Linked DNA regions of Homo sapiens: region 2 is linked to region 1. A link is a loop called in an ENCODE intact Hi-C map of the cell type or tissue named here. Cell type or tissue: Calu3. All regions are shown on one strand.

What was found. Peaks named below come from ENCODE experiments on the same cell type or tissue, not always from the same donor. Only the 100,000 strongest peaks of a DNase experiment are listed, where the experiment ranks them.
Region 2: a loop joins it to region 1, with 6 times the contacts of the local background. A loop is called at or near these places in 1 of 110 quality-filtered maps.

The regions. Positions count from the first base shown.
Region 1 is chr11:57,378,251-57,382,250 of GRCh38, reverse strand. It overlaps PRG3 (proteoglycan 3, pro eosinophil major basic protein 2), which reads left to right and starts at 1,101. Exons shown (of 6, transcript NM_006093.4): 1 at 1,101-1,137; 2 at 1,470-1,603; 3 at 2,444-2,757; 4 at 3,439-3,570. The coding sequence starts at 1,543. RefSeq lists an enhancer at 1,713-2,912. In Calu3, no CTCF peak of the experiment used is centred here; a DNase peak (open chromatin) is centred at 2,380.
Region 2 is chr11:58,383,050-58,387,049 of GRCh38, reverse strand. No RefSeq gene overlaps it. Among named protein-coding and RNA genes, the nearest start is that of OR5B3, 22 kb to the left of the region's middle. In Calu3, no CTCF peak of the experiment used is centred here; no DNase peak of the experiment used is centred here.

The DNA.
Region 1 (4,000 bases):
ATTAAAGATGAGAAAGCTTGTGCCTGTAATCCCTGTGACTCAGGAGGCTGTGGCAGGAGGATTACTTGAGCCCAGGAATTCAGGGTTACAGTGAACTATCATCGCAGCACTGCACTCCAGCCTGGGTGACAGAGCAAGATTTTGTCTCTTAAAAAAAAAAAAGATGAGGACAGGCACAGTGGCTCATGCCTGTAATCCCAGCATTTTGGGAGGCCGAAGTGGGTGGATCACGAGGTCAGGAGTTCAAGACCAGCCTGGCCAGCATAGTGAAACCCCATCTCTACTAAAAATACAAAAAATTAGCCAGCTACTTGGGAGGCTGAGGCAGGAGAAGCGCTTGAACCCGGGAGGTGGAGCTTGCAGTGAGCCAAAATCTTGCCATTGCACTCCAGCCTGGGCGACAGAGCAAGACTCCGTCTCAAAAAGAAAAAAAAAAAAGATGAGAAAGAGGAAGGGAGAGAAAAAAGAGAGAGAGGAAAGAAAGAGAGAAGGTTTTGGAGTCAAAAAGACTTAGAAATTCCAGTTCTTCCACTTCCCATGGAACCTTGGCAAGTTGCCTTCTCTCTTTCTCTGAATCTCACATTTTGCCTCTGTGAAGTAGGGGTGGTACCTGGTGGAGATGATGCGGAGATGAGGGTGAGGGGTGTGTTGCACACTATGCCCCTAGGATGGGTGAGAGCTTGGGAGCACTGAACCTCCCTTTCCCCTCTTGTTTCTTCCCCCCATTGTCTCCCACCAGCTCCCTGGGATCTCCACTTCACTCTCTGGGATTCCACCAGCAGGAGGCTACTCCTGGAGTTAAGGCGTGTTGTTCAGACTGGGGCATTTTAGGGGGCATAAATAATAATTATGCCTGGACAATGGACATAACATCTAGGGCCTTCTGAAGCAAACCAGGGTGTGGGGTACCCAAACAAGGCAGTAGGCCCCAGGAGGCAGGTCCCTGCAGTCCCAGCAGAGAGCAGGGCACAGGGTTGAGAAGACTGAGCAAACTTCATTATCAGCTCCTTTGTCCCCCACTCTGTCCTGGAGCAATCATTCTGGCCTCTTCCCACTTCCCCAAAAACCCAGTATAAAGGCTGCTTCTGGCCCCTGAAGCCAGAGGCACTGAGAGTGGAGGTCTCAGACTCTTGGAAGGTGAGTTCTTTTCTGGCTGCCCAGGCAGGACCAGTGTAGGCCCTGGGAAGAAGCAGCACCTCATAGGGCAAACACGTAGGAGGCCTGTCCTTAGGAACATCATAGCTAAGCAGACCTGTCCCCGCAGGGGCAGGAGTCTGGGCTAAGGGTGATACTGGAGAGCAGCAACGGAGACTGGAAGACAAATGAAATTTGGTACCTGAGTTATCCCTCCCACCATTCCTTTTCTAGACTCTCCAGCTCAGGGTCTGTTCATGGCAAGAGGAGAAAGCAATCTTGTTTGCTCTTTAATCAAACAATTAAACAAATATTCCCTCTATACTATGTGCCAGGGGCTATACTAGACACACAAAGACAGCCCCAAGAAGGACGGTGGAGTAGTGTCCTCGCTAAAAGACAGTAGATATGCAATGCCTCTTGCTCCTGCCCTTTCTCCTGCTGGGAACAGTTTCTGCTCTTCATCTGGGTAAGTCTCTCCCTTCCCTCCTCATGCGTCTTTCCCTTTTTTCCTTTTTCCTACACTCCCCTCCCCCCGCTTTTATTTGCACTCATGAGGCCAGGACCACAGCCTTCCCTCTTTAGCTGATACAGCTCATCTCCGGTAAGATATCACTTGGACTCAGAACTGTAACCTGGAACTTTCTCTTTTTTGTTTGATTTTTTTTTGTTGTTGTTGTTTTTGTTTTTTTTTTTGTTTGTTTTTTGTTTTGTTTTGAGACGGAGTCTCGCTCTGTTGCCCAGGCTGGAGTGCAGTGGCGCGATCTCGGCTCACCACAAACTCCGCCTCCCGGGTTCAAGCAATTCTTCTGCCTCAGCCTCCTGAGTAGCTGGGACTACAGGCACATGCCACCACGCCTGGCTAATCTTTGTATTTTTAGTAGAGATGGGGTTTCACCATATTTGCCAGGCTGGTCTCAAACTCCTAACCTTGTGATTCGCCCGCCCCGGCCTCCCAAAGTGCTGGGATTACAGGCGTGAGCCACCGCACCCGGCAAACTGTAACCTGAACTTTCAGAAGGAAAAACCACCCACCTGTTAAGATGAAGGGCTGGTGACTGCCCCAGGCTTCTCACACGTGCTTTCTCCCACCTTCAAAACACACACTCGTGGTGTCGGCCAGAAGTCAGGTTCTTGTCCATTTGTGGGTGTGACCCGAGAGATCTCTCCTTACCTAACACCAAGGAAATCCTCCAGTCTTGTCTTCAGGTGGAATTCCTAGGAAAGCTCGAGCGACGTTGCTGGAGCTGTCCACGGTGCTGGAACTAGGAAGCTCTTGACCTGATGGCAGGTTACCTCTTCTTCCCAGAGAATGATGCCCCCCATCTGGAGAGCCTAGAGACACAGGCAGACCTAGGCCAGGATCTGGATAGTTCAAAGGAGCAGGAGAGAGACTTGGCTCTGACGGAGGAGGTGATTCAGGCAGAGGGAGAGGAGGTCAAGGCTTCTGCCTGTCAAGACAACTTTGAGGATGAGGAAGCCATGGAGTCGGACCCAGCTGCCTTAGACAAGGACTTCCAGTGCCCCAGGGAAGAAGACATTGTTGAAGTGCAGGGAAGTCCAAGGTGCAAGATCTGCCGCTACCTATTGGTGCGGACTCCTAAAACTTTTGCAGAAGCTCAGGTAAGTAGTAGGGAGGCTACTGCGGAGGACCTGGGGGAAAAGAGAGTACATTCAGTCTTCTGTTCCCTATTCATTTAGGCTAGTGGTTCTCAAAGCCTCGCATGCATCAGAATCACCTGGAGTTGTTGTTAAAACACAGCTTTCTGGGCCTCACCTGCACGACTTCTGATTTAGGAGGGCTGAGGTGAAGCCTGAGAATTTGCATTTACAACAAATCCCCAGGTGATGATGATATTGTTGGTCTGGGGAGAACCACCGATTTAAACAAAAGGCTTTGGTGTTAGAAACGCCTGTGTTAAATTCTGGTTCTGCCTTTTATTAGCTGTGTTACCTGGGCAAGTTGCTTTGCCTTTCAAAGCTTTAGCACCTTCATTTGTAAAACGAAGATATATAGCACCAACTTCTTAGAGTTGTGGTGAGCATTAAATGAGATAATACATGAAAAGTGTTTGGAATAGTCACTGGGCTGTAATAAACTCTCAATAAGCGGTGGTTATAATTATTATGAGTATTATCATTTCCTGTAGGATTGTCCTGACAGCTAATTAAGAAGCAAAAGATAGGATTAAGGGAGGCAAGTAGGTTTATTTTTAACCTGAAAAGGGATGCCGGGCTCTTGCCTGGAGACTCAGAAACTTGAAATAAATGAGAGGGAATTCTCTACTTTGTTTCCGTCTGCAGAATGTCTGCAGCAGATGCTACGGAGGCAACCTTGTCTCTATCCATGACTTCAACTTCAACTATCGCATTCAGTGCTGCACTAGCACAGTCAACCAAGCCCAGGTCTGGATTGGAGGCAACCTCAGGGGCTGGGTAAGTCAGGGGCCAAATCTTGGGTGCAGTAAGTTCTTTCTGAATGTGTTAAAGTAGCATCTGATGGTGCCAAGCCTCAGGCCAGCAGCTAAGGTTTCCTTAATGTGGCAGGCAATGATGTGCTGGAGATGGCTTGTACTGGCTCAGGAGAACTGATGGTGCACATCTCTTACCAACTCCATGCTCAGTGACTACATGCTTGCAGCTTGACATCAGCCATGGTGGGAGTATTTACACAAAGGAAATAGGCAATTGCTACACATCAGGGCTCCTTTCTACTCCCCATCCTCCCACCCACCCCAAGAGCTGGTATAAACATTTACCAGCATACCACTGGAGTCATGAGACAGAGTCCAGGCCCAGCTTAGTCACTTAGAAAGCTAGTTAAATAGGTTTCTTGGAGCCTCTGTTTTTTTTCAATCCCTGAAAT
Region 2 (4,000 bases), 1.0 Mb before region 1:
ATTTGCTGTTTCCTCTGCTCAGAAAATTTCCATACTCATTTAATATTGTTGCTTAAATGTTAACCCACCCAGGCAGATCATGCCTTTCCTGAACTACTTCATAATATAGCCTCTCCCCTCCCATGGACCTTCTTTCCTCAGCCTACTTCATTCTTCAAAATCATTATCAACATTAAACTCCGGTATTATTTGTTCACCTGTTTATCATATCTTCGACTTGAATGGAAATTCCCTATGAGTGGTCACCTAATCTAGTTATTTTACTGTAACAAAGCTATGAGGCTTGAATTTAAAATTCTTGTATGGCACACATATACCTCTGTAACAAACCTGTGTGTTCTGCACATGTATCCCAAAACTTAAAGTAAAATTTTAAAAAAAAAATTTTAAACAAATTTACAAGAAAAAAACAAACAACCCCATCAAAAAGTGGGTGAAGGATATGAACAGACACTTCTCAAAAGAAGACATTTATGCAGCCAAAAAACACATGAAAAAATGCTCACCATCACTGGCCATCAGAGAAATGCAAATCAAAACCACAATGAGATACCATCTCACACCAGTTAGAATGGCAATCATTAAAAAGTCAGGAAACAACAGGTGCTGGAGAGGATGTGGAGAAGTAGGAACACTTTTACACTGTTGGTGGGACTGTAAACTTGCTCAACCATTGTGGAAGTCAGTGTGGCGATTCCTCAGGGATCTAGAACTTGAAATACCATTTGACCCAGCCATCCCATTACTGGGTATATACCCAAAGGACTATAAATCATGCTGCTATAAAGACACATGTACACGTATGTTTATTGCGGCACTATTCACAATAGCAAAGACTTGGAACCAACCCACATGTCCAACAATGATAGACTGGATTAAGAAAATGTGGCACATATACACCATGGAATACTATGCAGCCATAAAAAATGATGAGATCATGTCCTTTGTAGGGACATGGATGAAATTGGAAATCATCATTCTCAGTAAACTATCGCAAGGACAAAAAACCAAACACTACATGCTCTCACTCATAGGTGGGAATTGAACAATGAGAACACATGGACACAGGAAGGGGAACATCACACTCTGGGGCCTGTTGTGGGGTTGGGGGAAGGGGGAGGGAGAGCATTAGGAGATATACGTAATGCTAAATGACGAGTTAATGGGTGCAGCACACCAACATGGCACATGTATACATATGTAACAAACCTGCACATTGTGCACACGTACCCTAAAACTTAAAGTATAATAATAATAAAATAAAATAAAAAATTAAAATTAATAAAAAATTAAAAAAAAGAAATTCTCCAAACCATTTGCTTTTCACCTTGTAGCCAACTAAGGACTGACAAATGTACCTGAAGACCAATTATTGTTTCTACCCCTTCCAAAAGTCTTATCTTAATAAGATGGTTGCCAATGATTCACTGGTTCAGTATTTATTCCATTTTACTCAATGAGCTTACTGTCCCTTCTAACACACTTGCAATCCTGCTGAAGTAAAAATAATAGAAGATGGTTTCCTTGCTGCAAGTTTATTAATAAATTGCCTTTATTTTGTGCTAGACAGGATTTTGTGTTCAACACACTTCAGAAATGGTAATGAAGAATAATGGATAAGAAGAGAAATGCTGAAGAGATTACACCAGCAGCCAAGGAAAACAATGGAAAATGGAGTTTTCCCCAGAGAAAAAAATCAGGGTCTCATAAAAAAATATATATCATTACTTGGGTGAGGGACTTTCATAATGCCAATTCTGTAAGATTTTAAAACCAACCAGTGTGCCTCCCATTACTGTCTTGTATACATGGGGATGACTTTTTTCTGTGTGTGTGTGTGTGTGTGTGTGTGTGTGTGTGTCTGTGTATGTGTTTGCTAATTATCTTTACTCTGGTATGACTTTATGTATTGGATGTGAATGTAGAAGGAGCTAAATTTTCTTTTTGGTTCATAAATTGCTGAACCACAAGGAGCCACATCCTGATTATGTGGAGAAGACCATTTAACCTGAGGTTGAGCTTGTATGGTGACTAGTTGGGATTTAGGTGGTCTCTTTGGGGGAGGTAGATAATATGTTCTTTCTGTGGGAAGAAGTATAAAGTGGATATTGGATGATCATAAGTATTACAATGGAAAAGACTGGTAGTTGTTTTCCAAACTATTTTATTTTTACTGTACTCATACCTAGGCTGTTTCTCAGCCTTTATGCAGTACTTTGTGGCTATGTGATTGTATTTTTGACAATCCAATTTGTGAAGTCATATATGCCATTTCAACTCTGGCCCATGATACTCTTCATGTAGTCCTCTGTATGCTCTCTTTGTCACCATCTGGAGAGACAAAATTCAGACTACGGGGGATAATGGAATCACTTAGTGAAAAGACCTGGGTCATTGAATCTCTGTGTGAATTCCTATAGAACAATTAATTGAATAACCTGTGGGCAAGAAAATCTTCTATGATCATGCCACTGTAATTTCCGAGTTTACTTGTATGGCAGCTAGCGTTATTTATCCTAACTAATACAGACAGACTTTCATAATACAATCTGGATACTGTTTGTAGGTAATGGGGCTGGACAGCATATAACGGAAAAAGTGTCAAATTTCTCCATCACAATTTAATTCCACAATTGTTTATTTTTAAATCCTTATCCATTCTCCAAGTCATGACTAAAATGACAAGCACAAATAAAAGTACACAGATTTGAAACACAGAATAAAGCTGCATATGAATTCCATTTCAACAAAGCTTTGTGACAAGTGTCAAGTTAATTAAATGTTCTGAGATTCTACTTGTGAAAATACCACCTACTCATAGAATTATTTTGAATGGGTACTGAATGAGTGAGAACACAGCACAGTGCCTGAAACAGAATAGCTGTTCAAAATATGTTAGTAATTACTTCTCTCTATTCCTTTTCTTATTCTTATGTCATTTCATCACCTAATTTGTCACCCTTCTCCATAGAACTATTGAAACACTTATTAATTATATAGATTCATTTTTATAAATGTAGCTGCACTACTCAGTCATTATTCTCAGATATTAGTCTGATCTGATGTTGATTACATGGAAGGACTCAAGAGTGTCTAATAAAATGGCAACTCAGTGAAGGAACAAATTTACATATTAAATGTTAAAAAGGCCTATCCAATTTTATCTCTATTATCTGTTCCTTCATAATATTGATCACAATACAAAGTTATCTATTTGTGTGTGTTTACTTAAATTTGTTTTTCAACAAGAATAAAAGCTTGATGCATACAGGAACAATTTCTGACTTGGTCACTAACAAAGATTCATGCCTGGAACAGAGTTGGGGCTCAGTAAAAGATTTTAGTGAATGAGTAAATGAATAATAAGGAGAACTAATAGGAAAAACTCATCATCTGTTTGTAGAAAACAAGAAGATAGGTAATAAAAGATGCTAGATTTTACTGCAGTAACACATTAAGTGAAAACCCAATGGTTTAACACAACAAAGATTTTGTATTAGTTCCCTTTGGTTGTGACAAATTACCACATGCTTAGGGAAGTAAAACAACACATTTTATTTTCTTACAGTTTTGGAGGTCAGATGTCCAAAATCAGTTTCACTAGAATGAAACCAAGGTATCAGTCTCCAGAATCTCTAGGAAATAATCAGTTCCATGCATATTTCATCTTCAGGTGGCTGCCAGCATTCCTTGACTTTTGTCTGCATCAGTCTGATCTCTCCCTTCGCAGTCAGGTTCTTTTCTCCATTTTATGCCTATGCAATTTTTCCCTGACTCCACCTTTTTAATTTATATGAAATGTCCATAAAATAAAATTGATTATTTAAAAGTATATAATTCATTGATATTTAGTACATTCATAAAGTTGTGAAACCATCACATATATCTAATTTCAAAAGTTTTTTTTACTCACAAAGAAGATTCCATACTCATTAAGCAGTAGTCCCTCATTCCCTCAGCCCCCTGACCCTGGGGACCAATAATCTTATTTCAATCTCTA